2 separate regions of the Mus musculus genome follow, and region 2 is linked to region 1. A link is a loop called in an ENCODE intact Hi-C map of the cell type or tissue named here. Cell type or tissue: heart. All regions are shown on one strand.

Evidence for each region. Peaks named below come from ENCODE experiments on the same cell type or tissue, not always from the same donor. Only the 100,000 strongest peaks of a DNase experiment are listed, where the experiment ranks them.
Region 2: it touches region 1 in a loop (2.6-fold over the local background); 2 of 42 quality-filtered maps call a loop at or near these places.

The regions. Positions count from the first base shown.
Region 1 is chr16:49,524,592-49,532,591 of GRCm38, forward strand. No RefSeq gene overlaps it. Among named protein-coding and RNA genes, the nearest start is that of Gm4802, 120 kb to the left of the region's middle. In heart, a CTCF peak has its summit at 4,656 (motif pointing right); no DNase peak of the experiment used is centred here; H3K27ac peaks cover 693 bases.
Region 2 is chr16:49,653,055-49,661,054 of GRCm38, forward strand. No RefSeq gene overlaps it. Among named protein-coding and RNA genes, the nearest start is that of Gm31494, 12 kb to the left of the region's middle. In heart, no CTCF peak of the experiment used is centred here; no DNase peak of the experiment used is centred here.

The sequences.
Region 1 (8,000 bases):
TCCAAAACATATTTAGGAAGAGGGATACAAATATTGGTTAACTGAAGGAGACTCATGAAATTTATTGAGAGCCTAGATAGATTCCGTAATGGTAAAGTGAGTGTTGTACAACCACAGAGACCTGGGTTTGAATCCACAGAACCTAAGCAAAAGTTAGGCAAGATTGTTTGCGCCTATAACCCCAGAACAGGAAGACAGAGACAGGTGGCTCCCAGGGGCCTCCTTGGTCAGCCATTCTAGCTGAAACTGTGGATTCATTGATAGAACCTGTTCAAAAGACTCAAAATACAAATGGGGCAGTGGGTAAAGGTACTTGTTACTTGTGCCTGGAGACCAGAGTTCTGCCCCTGGAATTCACATAAAAGTAGAAGGATATGCCTATGTCAGAGGAACAGAGAGAGACAGAGACAGAGAGAGAAGAGGAGGGAGATTTTTCATAAGGTAATACCCATTAAATGTACAAGAATATGCAAACAAAATTTTGGAAGCGAGACCCTCAGGCTCCAGTGTAGGGCTGATACAGAACAAAGACAGTTTGAAAAGGAGGACTGGGTGGAGAGTCACTCTGAGGACGTCTCCAGCACAAAGGGTTCTAAGAAAAGATTCCTATATTGGTTAGAGCATGTATGAATGACGTGGGTAATTCTGTATGCCCTGTGGCTTCAGAGAGACAGCCCCATTGCCAGTGCTGTGGCAGATCTCAAAGGCACCGCCGGTGGAATCTGTCAGGTAACTGCACTTGTCATAGCTAAATGGCAAGTTCTTTTCTGGAAGGGACACCGAGTCACAAAGGTGGGCAAAACAGTATGTCATACTTCAGATTAAGATGTGACCCCTTTGCCACCCTGAGTAAGAGACACATCATTAATATCTTCAGTCATGGTTCACTGTGATTATAAATGAATCCGGTATTGATACTAGAACTTATTATAAACACACAGAGTCATGAATCTTTCAGTTTCATAAGCAAGAGAGGTAGAGGGATAGGCAATAAAAGCAAAAAAAAAAAAATTAAAACACAGTCCTGCCTCAGTTCCTTAAATTAACTGGTTAACCCATGTATCTATCTATGATTCAGTAACTTTAAAACTTAACACTTAACTGTGTACCATAAGAATAAACTACAGGGAGGAATGGGCTTGTTGATGGTAGAAATAACTTGGCTAAATGTACAGAGGAAAGATGTGTAAATATGGGCCAGTGACACTGGTTGCTGAGGGAAGGTTTGTGGAGGGGCGTGGTAGAAGGGAAGTCAGAGAATCAAAGAGGAAGATACAAAGCAGAAATCTTTAACAGTATCTAAAATACACATCAAGTATAAAAGTTTGGTTACTGATTCAGTGCTACGGGGAGACACTGAGACTTTTAAGAAGAGCCTAATAGAAGGAAGTCTAGTTGAGTGTGTGATTAAAACAAGCATTGGGATTCGAGAACTTCCATTTCTGTTTCCTAGACTCCAGTGGCGAGAGGGTGCCACTTTCTATCTTAAAGGGGATATTGGGACCCTGTACCTCCATCCTCCCTACCTAGATGCAGTCTGGTGAGCAGTTTCCTCCTGAGTTCAATGTCACTGTGATGCACTAGCCTTGTTGCAGATGTAAAAGCAACCTGGCCTAACTTGGCTTAAGACCTAAAAGTCTTGAAACCGTGACAAGTAAATCAACAAACCAATCAGTCAGTCAATTAATCAATAGCACAGACCTTTCTTCTTTGAAGCTGACTATCTCCGATATTTTGGTACATGTTAACAGAAACCTTGTTACAGAAAAGAAGCCCAAAGAAACTGGGTCATTTCAGACTCTGTCCAGTAGCGTGATTTGGAAACATTTAGAACTGGCAAATTTGTAAAAGCAGAGTAAAGCAAGATTAGATGCTGTGAGCAGAAGAAGTTGAGGGCTCAGAGACCAGAATGCTCATAGAAATTCCAAAAATAAAGGTTTTGCTTCTAGGATTTCAGATAATATAAGGTCTCTTTTGGAAACGGATCAAGAGACCATCATTGCCATACTCTGGCAAGTAATTTGAATGTCTTACTGTGACAAGAATCCAGGTGCATTCTGTCCCTGACCTGCTCTGGGGGTGGGGGGTGAAGCTTTGTAGGTGACACATTGATCTGGCAGAGGAAATTTCGAGATGCTCAGTCAGTGACTGGAATACCATTGGCCACTTTAGCCAAATTTATCATGAGAAATGGGAGCAAAACATAGAGGAAATATCTAAGTAACACAGTTTAGCCCCAAAAATGAGTGGGTTCAAAGATGCTGATAAGGATATAGGAGTGCTGCTAGCATGCTAAGGCAATCGATGGTGTTAGAAAACCATGCACTTTGTACCAGGATAGCAAGAACGATTCCTCAAGGGCACCAGAGGAACTGACAAACTCTTGCTCATTATGGGGTCAAAGGCATGGCCATATAAACTTGCTTCAAGACTCTCCTTTGAAATATGAGTCTTTGGACCTCAGCTGGCACTGAAGTAGTGATGGAGTTCTTTCCTCGAATCATTTCCCCTGTGAGTATGGACACCAGATCACTCATCAGATCAAGTGACTGTAGCCATGGTCAAGTGGGCCCTAGTAAAGGTCCCACTTATGACCTTGGTGCCAACCCCCACATAATACTGCTTCACAATATGATAAATGTCACAGTTACGGGGGTCATGAAGACTTCAACTTAAATTTCAAAATCAGTTTAGAAAGACAACAGTGGAGTCAGAGAACTCAATGGAAGCCTCTGTTAGGATGATATGTACAGCAGTGAGAATCCTTGGAAAGAGAGACGGCAAGAATATGCACCTGTGATGTCCCCTAAAAGCAATGTATGCAAGATTTGGTAGTCTGCCTGCGACAGTATAGAAAGGTAGCTGAAACACTGTGGTCTGGAGCCTAGAAAATGGATGTTTGTCTGATCAAGATATTGGGGCTATCCTCTTCCTCTATATCTTCAAAATCTCTCCTCCCAAAAAGTGAGTTTATCACAGGCTCACCATTGTGGTGCTCTGCTTCATAACATGTCCCAAAGCAACACAGCTAAGTGATCATAGGCTGAAGTCTTCCAAGTTGGAAGCACAAATAGATCTTTCCTGCTTCTAGGTTGTTTATTTCAAGTATTTCCTCACAGCCATGGAAAGCTGACTTAGACGTAAGAGGCTACACACAGCATGCAGAGCCAACCTGAGATAGGTCACGTGGAATGAAGCCAGCAGCAAAGCCAGAGAAAGTTTTGTCCAAGCCCTTGGAAAGCCAGTATGCTATCATCTGCCCAAGATGCAGGACATGGAAACTTGAGGTTCATTTGTCCCATAGAGTTTCTGTCTGATTCTTCCTTTCTTGACCCAGAATTCTCTCCTTTGGATTGGGAATGTCTATCCCATGCCATGATCTTACAGGTATGTTCTTTGTTTTGATTTTTTAAGGCTCACACCCAGAAGTTTGTCTCAAGTATCAGAGTAGACTCTGAATTTGTACTGTTGAATACGGCCAATATTGATTAAGATTCTGAACATAGACTTAATTTGCTTTGTGCTGAGAAAAACAGTAAGCTACTGGACCAGAGCAGAATGTTATAGTTTAAATCATGAATGTTCCCCAAAGTGCTATACCTTAAAGACCTAGTTCTTAGCATACACCATTATTGATGGGTGATAGAAATGTTACAAACTGGACCTTATAGAAGAATGGTACTGGGGACATGCCAATGAAGGGACATTGGGACCCTGGTTCTCCTTGCCTTCCTTTATCTCAAGCTCTGCTGGTCCTTTGCTTATGCACACATGCCCATGTTATTTTTAATGGATATTTTCTTTATTTACATTTCAAATGTTATACCTTTTCCAGGTTCCCACCACCCAAAACCCCCTATCACAGCCCCCCTGCTTCTATGAAGGTGTTCCTCCACCCACCTACCCACTCCCACCTCCCTGCCCTGGCATTCATCTACACTGGGGCATGGAGCCTTCACAGGACCAAGGGCCTCTCCTCCCATTGATACCCAACAAGGCCATCCTCTGCTACATATGCAACTGGAGCCATGGGTCCCTCCATGTGTACTTTTGGTTGGTGGTTTAGTCCCTGGGAGTCTGGGGTCAGGGGAAGAAAGTGGTCTGGTTGGTTGATATTGTTGTTCCTCCTATGGGGTTGCAAACCCCTTCAGCGTCTTCAGTCCTTTCTCTAACTCATCCATTGGGGACCCTGTGCTCAGTCCAATGGTTGACTGAGTATCTGCTTCTATATTTGTCAGGCTCTGGCAGAGCTTCTCAGGTTATATCAGGCTCCTGTCAACAAGCACCTCTTGGCATCCTCAATAGCTTCTGGGTTTGGTGACTGTACATGGGATGGATCCCCAGGTGAGGCAGTCTCTGGATGGCCTTTCCTTCAGTCTCTGCTCCTCACTTTTGTCTCCGTGTTTCCTCCTGTGAGTACTTTCCCCTTTTCTAAGAAGGACCAAAGCATCCACACTTTGGTCTTCCTCTTTCTTGTGCTTCATGTGATCTGTGAATTTTGTCTCATGATAAGACAATTCTTTTATCTATCACATGGCTACTACATGGTATTCTGCTGCAGTTCTGGACTAAAGGGAACTGCAGATGAGTCAGTTTTGCTGTCTCTAAAACTCTGAAAGGATTGCCTCAAGTATTTTGATCCAGTGACATAAGTTTACCAGCAGATGGAGCCAGTACTGAAATGTGAACATCAGGTGGCAGATGTGACATCAGTTCTTCAAGCTGCAGTAGGTTCAAATGTTTTCTTCATTTGGGAAGTTAAAGAGCTTCACATTGGAATGGCTGAAATGACAGCGGAGGGTGGGGGCATGAACGGCCCTATTTACCTGCTTACCTTTTCTCCTTTCTCAAAATAACATGAGCTCCACAGAGTACAGCTGGGAAAAACTGGCCCACTAAATAGATCACCTTCCTCCAGCTCTAGTCTGGACCACTATTAAGGCAGTGAGAACAGATGCACCAAGGTCCACAGAACTTAAAGAATTGTCCTCTGCCTGCTGGTATTTATATCAGAGTTCCAGGAAATTTGCATTTTCTGTAACTCCATTACCTGAAGCTGAGAGTCAGTTGGAAAGTTCAAGTGGTAGGTGTTGGAAAGATGTTTGGTTTCCTGTTTTGCACATGTGGATGTTGTAATGACTTGCTAATGGATTTTTCTCCTACTGAGAAAATTTTGGCTAGGACAGTTTGGCTGAGATGGAAGGACAGAAGACCAAATTGAACCCTAAGGTTTTTGACTTCCAGCTGGTGGGTTGGTGCTGTGGACCAAGAGAAATGTCCCTGTTGTTACTCGAAATGAGAATTAATAATTACTCAAAATATGGAGCAGGTAGAGTTAAGTTTTATAAATCACAACTTTGAGAGGATGTGTAAAATGTTTCCTACCCTCATTTCCTCTCACAAAGCTATGCCCAGGATAGAACATAGGATCCTTCAAACGACCTTCACATGCTGATCTCTGCATTCCAAGCAGAGGCAGGCAAGGAGCGTCTGAGCTGAATTTAGACTCCAGTGGATGAAGTTCAGCTGAGAACACAAAGTCACAGCAGCAACTGGAGGGAGCAGAGACTTCCAGAGGCAGTTGCCTTGTCATAGATTTCCCGGCTGTTGATATTGGCTGGTCCCCTGTGCTAAGGGAGCAGCTTGGCAGAAGGGACAAGGTTGGCGTCATGTCTGCCCATTCTCTGGTTTTGCTCAAAACTGGATTATGGCTAATGATTAAAAGACAGACAGAGATGGGGAGGGAGAAAGAGAGAGAGGGAGAGAAAAAGAGAGAGACAGACAGACAGAGACAAGGACAGGGAGACAGCGACAGAGAGACAGGGGTCAGCTTTCCCCTACAGGAAGTCAGAGCGTTCTCCCTTGACCTTGAAGCTGCAACCAAACATGTCCTCTACAAGACATTAGCTGAGCAAAAGGAAGGTTGGCACATTTTGGATATAATTGTCACACTGGGGCATCCTTGTAATCAAATCTTAAATAAATATACAGTTCACATAGCTTTTTCCAGATTAACTAGAATACCTCTATTGACAAAACTACCAGCACTGAAATATAAATGCTCGTCTTGGGTTGCTAACCCACAGCCTCATAGGTTCATTGACTATCACTAATAGTCACTGTGCACAGGTATATGCGTGTTTATGTCTGATAATATTATCTACTAAGAGGTTTTGAATTGATTAAATAACTTGGGCTAAAACGTCACTGAATCTAATGAATACCTATTGATTCATATCACTTTTTAAGTCCGTGCCCCCTGCCCAGGAGAAGAATGAGACATTGAACTAATGGTGAAGCAAGCAGCGGTGGCTGTCCCACAACATGGCAAACCTGTACACACCGTACTATGACTTACAGTTGGTGGAAACTATCAACCACGTTCTGAGATTCCAGGGATTAACAGCTGTCAAAATGGATCTTGTGTGTCTGTCACAAATGTTGGGAGCATAACCAAACTTGATTTCCCACTCAGTACTCAAAAGTCTTGATTATTCCTTTCATACTTTCAACTAGTTCATGTCAGAGGCAACAACAAAAAAATCTATATAATGATTGTGGGGTTTTTATTTCAGTATTATTTTTGTATTTATAAGACACACAAGTCAATCAATACCTTTACAAGCATTAGGTGCAGTAACATGAGCTGAATGAAGTCAAGGAAAGGGCAGAGATGGCAGAATCTCAAGTCAATAAACCCAAAGCTAAAGCAAAAAAAAAAAAAAAAAAAAAAGGTTAGAAAAATGAGATAGATATTCAGGAGCTCTAACTTTTGAAATGTGTTGGCCTAGGGCTCAAACATCCTATGGACCAATGTAGCAGATTTTTTTCTTCTCTTTCTTTTTAAAAAGAATTACAAGAGATGAATCTAGGTTGTTTAAAAAAATAAAACAAAACAAAAACAACAACAAAAAAACCTTCCCTGTTAGTGATGAAGGGGTAATTTGAGAAGAACGCATTATTTATTTATTTATTTATTTATTTATTTTGTAATTGCTTGATTCAGGGTTAACTAGACCCAAGTTTGGACCCTTATGTGTGTAGATAGACTCCTGTTCACAAATCCATGCAGCAAAGATGATTTGGAAAGCTCAAGTGAATGGGCTGGGAATCCCAAATGAATACTTTCCATGGTACCCTAGAACATAGCGTTGTCCTGTATCTATGTAGACCTACAAGGGAAGATGCTTAACATGGAGGTAATGACACACAGCAAGGAGGACAAGGACTGGGTTATAGGTCTCTTCTTTTTATCCCAAATACTCCCCCAAGCACAGACAATGGATCTTGCTACAGTTCCGTGCTTCATTAACTGGCTGTTCCAATGCAGTAGCAGAAGGGAGTGCCCTCATTTTCTGGTCAAAGTGAAGGAAGGACACAGAACTCTGAACTGAATGTTGGATAGGGGATGAGGCAGGGGGAGTAGGGCCTCAGCTTCTTTACTGAGGTCCTCCCCTGGAGCATCGTTCGTAAATGCGATTGAGCTTTAGGAAAACAAGTTAAAAGAGATTAGCAAAATGAGATATTAGCTACCCTTCATTAAATGGCTGTAAAGCAGCTAGGACAGTCCCCTGGGCAGATGACAGTCTCCTTTCATTTTCAAAGGTTGGTGTGTACCTAGATTGTTTGTTTATGATAAATGAATTACTAATACTCCTACAAGGTACACTGATAGGATTGCCAATCATAAATATCGACCTTTTCGAAGGAGGCTAAAACTTGGCTACGTGGAAGACACTGAGATCTAAGTCTGAGAAGGCTGAGTCATTGGTTGCTCCATAGAGATCCCACTGCTACCTGGACAGCTGTCTCAATCATAAGGCCCAGTTGGAGGGCTCTAGGGGAGTGGCTTGACTGGTGGCTCAGCTGGAGAAGTATCACCCCACTGATTCGGGGTGGACTGTGCAGAGCCTGTCCAGCAAGGCCATAGAAAGGATTTGCTTAGGGAGGGGCAGTACTCCAATGGTCCTCAGCTGTGGGAGGTCACGGGGCCTTCAAAC
Region 2 (8,000 bases), 130 kb after region 1:
ACATCTTTCCAGACACACATCTTGCTTGCCTCCCCTGAGGACTTCTGCGGAAAGTTCTCTCCTCCAGCTGCCTGAAGCCGCAGGAAAAATCCATTCCCAGACATTTCAGTGGTACCAGGTGTCCCTCGGGGAGCCTTACATAGCAATCCATAGGGTGCAGATCCAATATTTACACTTAGAATTTGCTGAAGGTCAGTCCCCTGGTTGGCAGAGTTTAATGTCAGTATGGGTGTTACCTATCAGCGCACAAGTTACCAATGGATTAAAAAGGTAAATTGGTATCCTCTTTGGAGCAGAATCTGAAGCAGGATCAAAAGGTCCTTAAGACAGCAGTGCTTGCTGGAGTCTGCAGCTGCAGGGCTCTGGAGATTCCTGAGAATACCCCCTGCAGGTCACTCTGAGCCTAGCCCATCTTCTGCTGACACTGTAGAAGCAGCCTCATTTAAAAGTCAGACATAGCTCTGACAGGGACAGTCAGACTCTCACTGTAAAAATACGTTGGGGACAGAAGAGAATGAAGAAAAGGATCCCAGGCCTAGAGGAGAGCTTGCTGCCTGCTTTTCCCCGCAGCCTTGGGTCATCAGAGATAACTGCAGGAGTACTCCACCCGTGATTGTGAGACCACCAGAGTACAGACAGTGATGGATTGCCAAGTGATGGGCCGCTGGAGAGTTGAAGGCAACATCAAAGTAGTATCGAGGATGCTGAGGTCCTCTGAGAGCAAAGAGAACCTCCTGGGCAGAGACAGAGCCTGAACCTGACCAGTGGAGATACTGAGCAATGAGTGCATTGAAATTGCCAAGATTCGGGCACGTGGATGAGCATTAGAGGCAGTGATGCACAGGAAAGGTGGGCAGCAACCTGTAGGGATGGATTCAAGTTTTCTAACATGCAGTTCCCAGGACAACCAACCCCTGTGGCTCTTCAATACTCATTCATGCTGTTTGGACTTGCTCTTGCTGAAAGCCTGTGTTACATGTGCTGTTAAGAGTTTCCGTGGTGCTTGCACATACTGCATTGGGAGGAAGGGAACTGTGTCTCCTCGTCTCATTTTCCTCTGGGCACTAGCAGCTGTACAGCTGCTTGTCAGTCAGGCCTTCCTCCCTTTTTTTCAAAATAAACTAAAATATAACAGTTTAAAAATCATATAGGTATTATCCCATGTACTTTTTATTCAGTTTCTCAGGCAAGCAACCTTTCTCCAAACTGTAGTGGAGTATCCTAACATTCTATTCATTTCCTTTGCTATAGCAAAGGACCATGGGCTGACTGACAGGAACAAAATGTCTCATGATTCTAAATACTAGACATTCAAACACAAGATGTCAGAGGGGTTATTTCTTCAGGGACATTCTTCTTGGGCTTGCAGGTGACTGTTTTATCATGTTCCTCATAGCATTGTTCAGTGCCTGCCATTCAAAATCGCTCTTCTTCCAAGGAATCCATTCGTATTAGACTATGGTCCACCCCAAAGACCATTTTTTTGTTTATTTAAATATCTCATTAACGATATATATGGTCCCATTCTGAGATACAGGGATTTGGATGGGGATATATGGTTTTTCCCGGAACAACTAGGTTACTGCTGGTAATACAGCAAAGACAGGCCTTTCCATCACCATAGAGACACTCAAGTTGACCTTGGGTAGCTTCACTTCCTTCTTCCCCTCAATCCATTTAAACCTTGGCAATCATTCATCTGTTCCTGGTGATTTTATCATTTCCATGCCATCTTTTAAATAGTATCCTGGTACGTAAGGTTTTGAGAAAGGGTTTTTACTTAACTCAGTAAAACTGTCAGGAGACGCACCTATGTCCTGTTTTTCCTATGGCTGGGTGGTGCTCCGTGATACACTTCTCTTTAGTCGTCTACCCACTGAAGGACATTGGATTAACTTCAGAGTATGGAAATATGAGTCTTGATGCCATAAATATCTGTGCCCGGGTTTCTGAGTGAATATAATTTTTTCTATTTCCCTCTGGGAAAAATGCCCAGGTGTACAATTGATATTTAGTGTTTTAAAGAACAGGCCAAACTGTTTTCCCAGAACTCTCTACTATTTACACTCTCAGCAACAATATGCAAAATCAACCAATAACTGGAGCAATCCAACTTTTAAAGTCCTCACCAGGATTTGATATTGTCGTTATTTTTTATCTTAGCCATTCTGTTAAGTGTGTAGTGGTATCTTGTTGTGGTTGTAATTTGCATTTCCCTAATGTCTAATAATGTTGAACATCTTTTCATGTGCGTATTCACCATCTGTATATGCTTTTGGGTGAAATGTCTCTGCATGTCTTTGCCCATTTCCTAATTGGATTGTCTTCATACTGTTGGGAATTGAAGGTTCTTTATATATTCCAGATTTCATCCTTTGGCAGATATGAGAGTTTGCAAATATTTTGTCTCATTCTATAGTTTGTGTTTATATTCTTTTAACAGAGAGTTTTGCAGAGCAAAACCAGTTAATTTAAGAGACTCTGGCGGTTATTTTTACATTGTATTTCAGCTGCCTTTTTCTGACACCACTCCAGCAGGGGAAGAACAAGAAGGCATTTGATTACTGCATGCTACAGGCAGACATCCAGACATCCCAGCGTAGTCTCCATCAATGCCCTGGGGAGCTCTGGAGGGCATAGAGTTCTTGTTACAACCTGGGATGGGGTATAAAAGGCCAGAATCTCCATTCAGCCTCCTGTGACACCAGCCTTGATAGTGGGTCCATCCTTGTAGCTGCCAGGAGGGAGAAATTGAAGCTCTCCGGGTTAACATCAAAGGTGCCACAGGCCACCTCAATAGCATCCCATCTTTATCAGCATTTTTTTCTCTCTTATGTCCTGTTCCATAGCAAGGAACAGCTGGGGATCATGGAGGCAAGCAGAACATGAGTAAAAAGAATTGCCCAAAGAATCCAGGACTATGTTGCATGAGAATTCTAGCCACTATGGGACAACTAAGGACCCCATTTTGAAGTTATAACCCAGACTCTCCTTTATAACCGAATAGGAATACATAGCCAATACGTTGTACAGCTATAAAGCCATATGTCTTTAGGTTGAACTACTGAGTGAGAGCTGCACATAAGCAATAGAAGCTAATATTCTAGAAGAACATATCCTCTATCCTATTACCCTCCCACACTACCATGTGCAGGTGTATCAGGTGCCCTTCAACATTCTTATTTCCCTATTTCTTTCTAGAGCCCAAGCTACCCGGAGTGGGAAGTAGATTTCTTTGGTTTCCAGAGGATGTGACGATTGTCTCAGTCACATGGAACTTATTTTCCTCTCTTCATCATTTCGTGAAAAACATTTGTTTTAATTAGACCTCTATAATGGTAGAGTACATGTGATGTGCTTTGAAAAATAATCATTTGTTATTAAATGGTTTTTAAAAGTTCAGAGTCTCAGAACTAGGAAATTGCAAGGCATATGATCATAACCCTGAGATTATTGGTCAATTCAGTTTCTGGATTCTAACAAGTCCAAGAAAATCTCAGAGGAAGATTCTGGCATGCATTGGAGGTGCTGGGTGGGCATCTGATTACTACACTGGTCATCAAATTTCAATATCTAATTTTCATAAATAATAAAAACATATATGTGGCCATTTCTTATTTAAGTTAGAAATTTACCATAGTCTCTTTCGCTACTTTGAAAGTTGAGATTCTATAAGAATGTTGTGGTTTGTATAGAGCTCAGACATCAATGGTCTCTATTTCTGCATATTGAAGAGGGAATTTTAGTGTTCAGAAATGCAATCTTACTGACATTCACTGAAAATGGCTGACCTTAGCATGTGGTGAGTGCTTGCAGGAAATTCCAGGTTCTTGTGTCTGGCATAAAGAATTCAGTAGCAAATTAGACAGCGGTAAGCAAAGTAAGAGAACAGACATAGAAAGGATATTCTTTCAAGGGAGCAGGCAGGCCCCAGGAGAGAGAAAGTTTAATATCTCAATTGTTCATTCCTTAGTGAATGGAGTTGTGTGTCTATGTCCCAAAAGTCTAAACTCTTGCCTCATTGCATAGCATTGACTTTTTAGTTCATGTTTTGTTACATACAAGTCTACACTTTATATGTCCCATTATCAGCTTGAAGCTCCACCCAAAAATATTTTAGTTAGCATTTATTTTAGTATTAGTATTCTAATGAGTCTTGGATTACTCTCAGACACTTAGAAGTGCCTCTGAGTCTACACCTGCCATACCTTTGCCAGGGGTGCCAGCCAGGTTTAGTTGACCGTTGGCAGGAATGTTCCAGCCTACCTCTTTGCCAAGGTGTAAGGCTATGCAAAAGGCCTTTACACTTTACCGCTCTACCTTATTCTCATGCTACACTGCCACCTGCAGATGAGTTTGATGACCTTTGACATTATTGCTTCCCTATTCCTCTCAAGAGATCAGGCTCTCTAGCTCCTCCATTGGGGGCCGTGTGACCCATCCAATAGCTGACTGTGATCATCCACTTCTGTGTTTGCTAGGCCCCGGCATAGTCTCACAAGAGAGAGCTATATCTGGGTCCTTTCAGCAAAATCTTGCTAGTGTATGCAATGAAATTACCCAAGGAGCTAAAGGGAACTGCAACCCTATACGTGGAACAACAATATGAACTAACCAGTACCCGGGAACTCTGCATATGTATCAAAAGATGGCCTAGTTGGCCATCACTGCAAAGAGAGGCCCATTGGACTTGCAAACTTTATATGCCCCAGTACAGGGGAACACCAGGGCCAAAAAGGGGGAGTGGGTGGGTAGGGGATTGGGGGTGTGGGTATGGGGGACCTTTGGGATAGCATTGAAAATGTAAACAAGGAAAATACCTAATAATAAAAAAAAAAGGAAAAAAAAAGAGAAACAGAAAAAAAAAAAGAGATCAGGCTCACCACCAATTGAGAGTCTGTTTCTTTGGTTACTAAAGGATGTAAACAATGTCTCAATCACAGGGAAGTCAGATACTTCTCTTTAACTTGTTTAGCAGGCCCCTTCCAGGAAAGGGGTCCTATTTAGTCACCATTATCACCGTAGCACCCTGGCTCATTGGCAGTCATTGAATAGCATGGATTGAATGATATTAACGAGAAAGGGATTTTAGAAAATAAAGAACAAAAGTGGTTCACAGGAGCATCACATCCGGTTTGGCTGACATGTAAGGGCTGGGGTTGAAGTTAGTGTGTAGGGGAAACTCCTCAGAGTCAGCAGATACAGCCAAGGCAGCTGCTGAGGCAAAGGTCTTCTGATGGGAATGTGTGGAAAGTTTTTAGTCTTTCAGCACCTTTCACTGGAACAGGATAAACGTGAGCCTTAGAAATGCACGTGCCTACTTTCTAGTGGACCAAATCCTTCCATAAGAACCTTCCATGCAGCCTAACATTAGTACTTTAGGTAACAGGGGAAAGAAAAATAAAAGAAACACTAAGGTAGTAGCAGAATGCAATATGAGTGAACCAGAAAGGGATGAAACATAACTAGAGCAAGCAGCAAGTCGGCTCCAAGAAGACAGTGAGAAAAATCATACACCCTTATACGACTTGATATCAATTTTTTTTTGTTGTGGGTCGATGGGTTGTGTATTTGTTCGTGATATTTTTCATCCACAAAGGGCTTTTCCAAGTTGGGATAAGATAGAGTTTTAATTAGTTCTGTTAAAGTACCCATTTCTCAATCTTAATTGAGTACCCATACACAATCTTAATTTTTAGTAGGAAACTCTTGGAAAATTGTGGCATTATAATAGTTACCAACATTTATATTTGTACTAATATGTTGATTAAATGCCCTAAACAATTTGTTTCAATTAAACATAAGAAAGCGAATAGAAACATAAAAATCACTCATGAACCATCAATAAACTGGTACAAAATTAGAGAATATAAAACTTCCAAATCATTTAAAATAAAGAATACAGGACAGTAAGAATGGTACCACAATTGATTTAACAGTCTCTGCTGGTCTGTGAGGATTCCTGGGTTTCTTTTATGTGCTTTCCTCTGAGTAAAGGAGCTTACTAAGCCCTATGCACAGTGCAGTTGGAGAATCCAACAGGAAATATTGATACCTTTAAGATACAAAGAGAAAGAGCACCAAGGGAGAAAAAAAAGATAAAATCAAGAAAACATACATCCTCAAACTTAGTTGTAGGGAGCAAGTGTACCATGTACCAAAGTGTGCCTCTGAGCATAGCCATATGAAGGACACCAGTCTCTCATCCCAATAGGAGTAGCAAGGGTTTCCCTTGGTACAAATGTCAACAGCATGTACAGGAAGTACTGACAGCAGCTTCTTCCACCGCAAGTGACTGTAGCTAAAACTGCTTCCCTACAGAGATGTCATACCAAGATTAGTTAACAAGCCTCTTCCTTTGACTTCGTATAATAAAGCCAGGACATTTCTCCCAAGCTGCTGCAGCTCCACCAGCTCAGGCCACCTGATCCCAGATTTTTTGTATGTGTATCTGTTGAGTTCAGTCTCAAAGCTGTGCAGGTAGCAGCACTTAACGGTAAATAAAGCAAAATGGAAATTCATTTGTCCCTGAGAACACATAACTACACAGTTGCCTCTTGGTTTGATAGAGAAATGCAGGTCATCTGTGTTGTTGAAGAAAATTCCAAGTACAGACTTTAATGTCCTGGATAAGTCGTACCTCTTGATACTGACAAAACAAGCATCAATTCTCTCAGAAGAACTGACATCTAGCTTCAAGTCTAAAAATTATAAAAGTAAACTTCCAGTGACGTTGAACATACACACAAACACACATCGAGATACAAATAAAAAAAAAAAACTGATAGTGAAAACATGCTATGAACTAAAACCAGGCATTACAATTATCAGTCTGAATGAAAGGCAACAGAGATTCTGAAAAGCAAGCTGGCCATCTATTGTACAGATAGAACTAGAACCAACAGATTTAACATGCAATCATAAGGAATGTGCGTGAAATAAGAATCCAGTGTGTCAAATTCAGAATAAGAACTTGGAAAGGCTTATTCATCTTATTTTCATTCTGTGTATTCTTGAAGTACATTTTGAAGAGACTTCCAATGCATACCCAGGAAGATGGATGTACACATGTAAAATAGATGATATGGCTAATAGAATGAACCCCCCGAATATGTCCAACTCAGGTTCTCTGGAGGAAGAGAGAGAAAGAAGATAGTGGGTAACAGAAACATGTGCTGATGGAACATGTAACGTGGAAGATGGAAGATGAAGGTGTGTTATCACTAGAGGGAGGAAAAGAGTAATCTATATCTAGAGATATTCTAAAGAAAGGGGAAGTGGGTACTGCAAGAAAGCTGGGGTGTCTTTAAGAACAAAACCTGAGCAGGGCAGTGAGCTATTGGATGGGACACAGGGCCCCCAATGGAGGATCTAGAGAAAGTACCCAAAGGAGCTAAAGGGATCTGCAACCCTATATGTGGAACAACAATATGAACTAACCAGTACCCCCCGGAGCTCGTGTCTCTAGCTGCATATATATCAGAAGATGGCCTAGTCGGCCATCAGTGGAAAGAGAGGCCCATTGGTCTTGCAAACTTTATATGCCTCAGTACAGGGGAACGCCAGGGCCAAGAAGTGGGAGTGGGTGGGTAGGGGAGTGGGGGGGGGGCCCACGGGGGACTTTTGGGATAGCATTGGAAATGTAAATGAAGAAAATCCCTAAAAAAAAAAAAAAAAAAAAAAAAAAGAACAGAACCTGTCTCTGCTTTTGAGTATTCTTTAACTCGGAATTAGGTTGCTGGACTTGATGTAGTTCAATGGCCCCAGGTTGGTCATGATGTCTTATCACAGCAATATAAAGGGAGACTAAGACAGGAGAGGGCTGCTGGTTAGTCCAGTTGGCACAGCCATTGAGGTTTCCAGGGGCCTCCTCTTAGTCTTAGTTACCTACTCAGACATTGCTTCCAGGCCAAAGAGATAACAAAGAACCAGCAACCAGAACTCTCCTCTAGCACTCCTGTTGTCCACAAAGGATATTCTAAGAACTGCCACACTGGGGT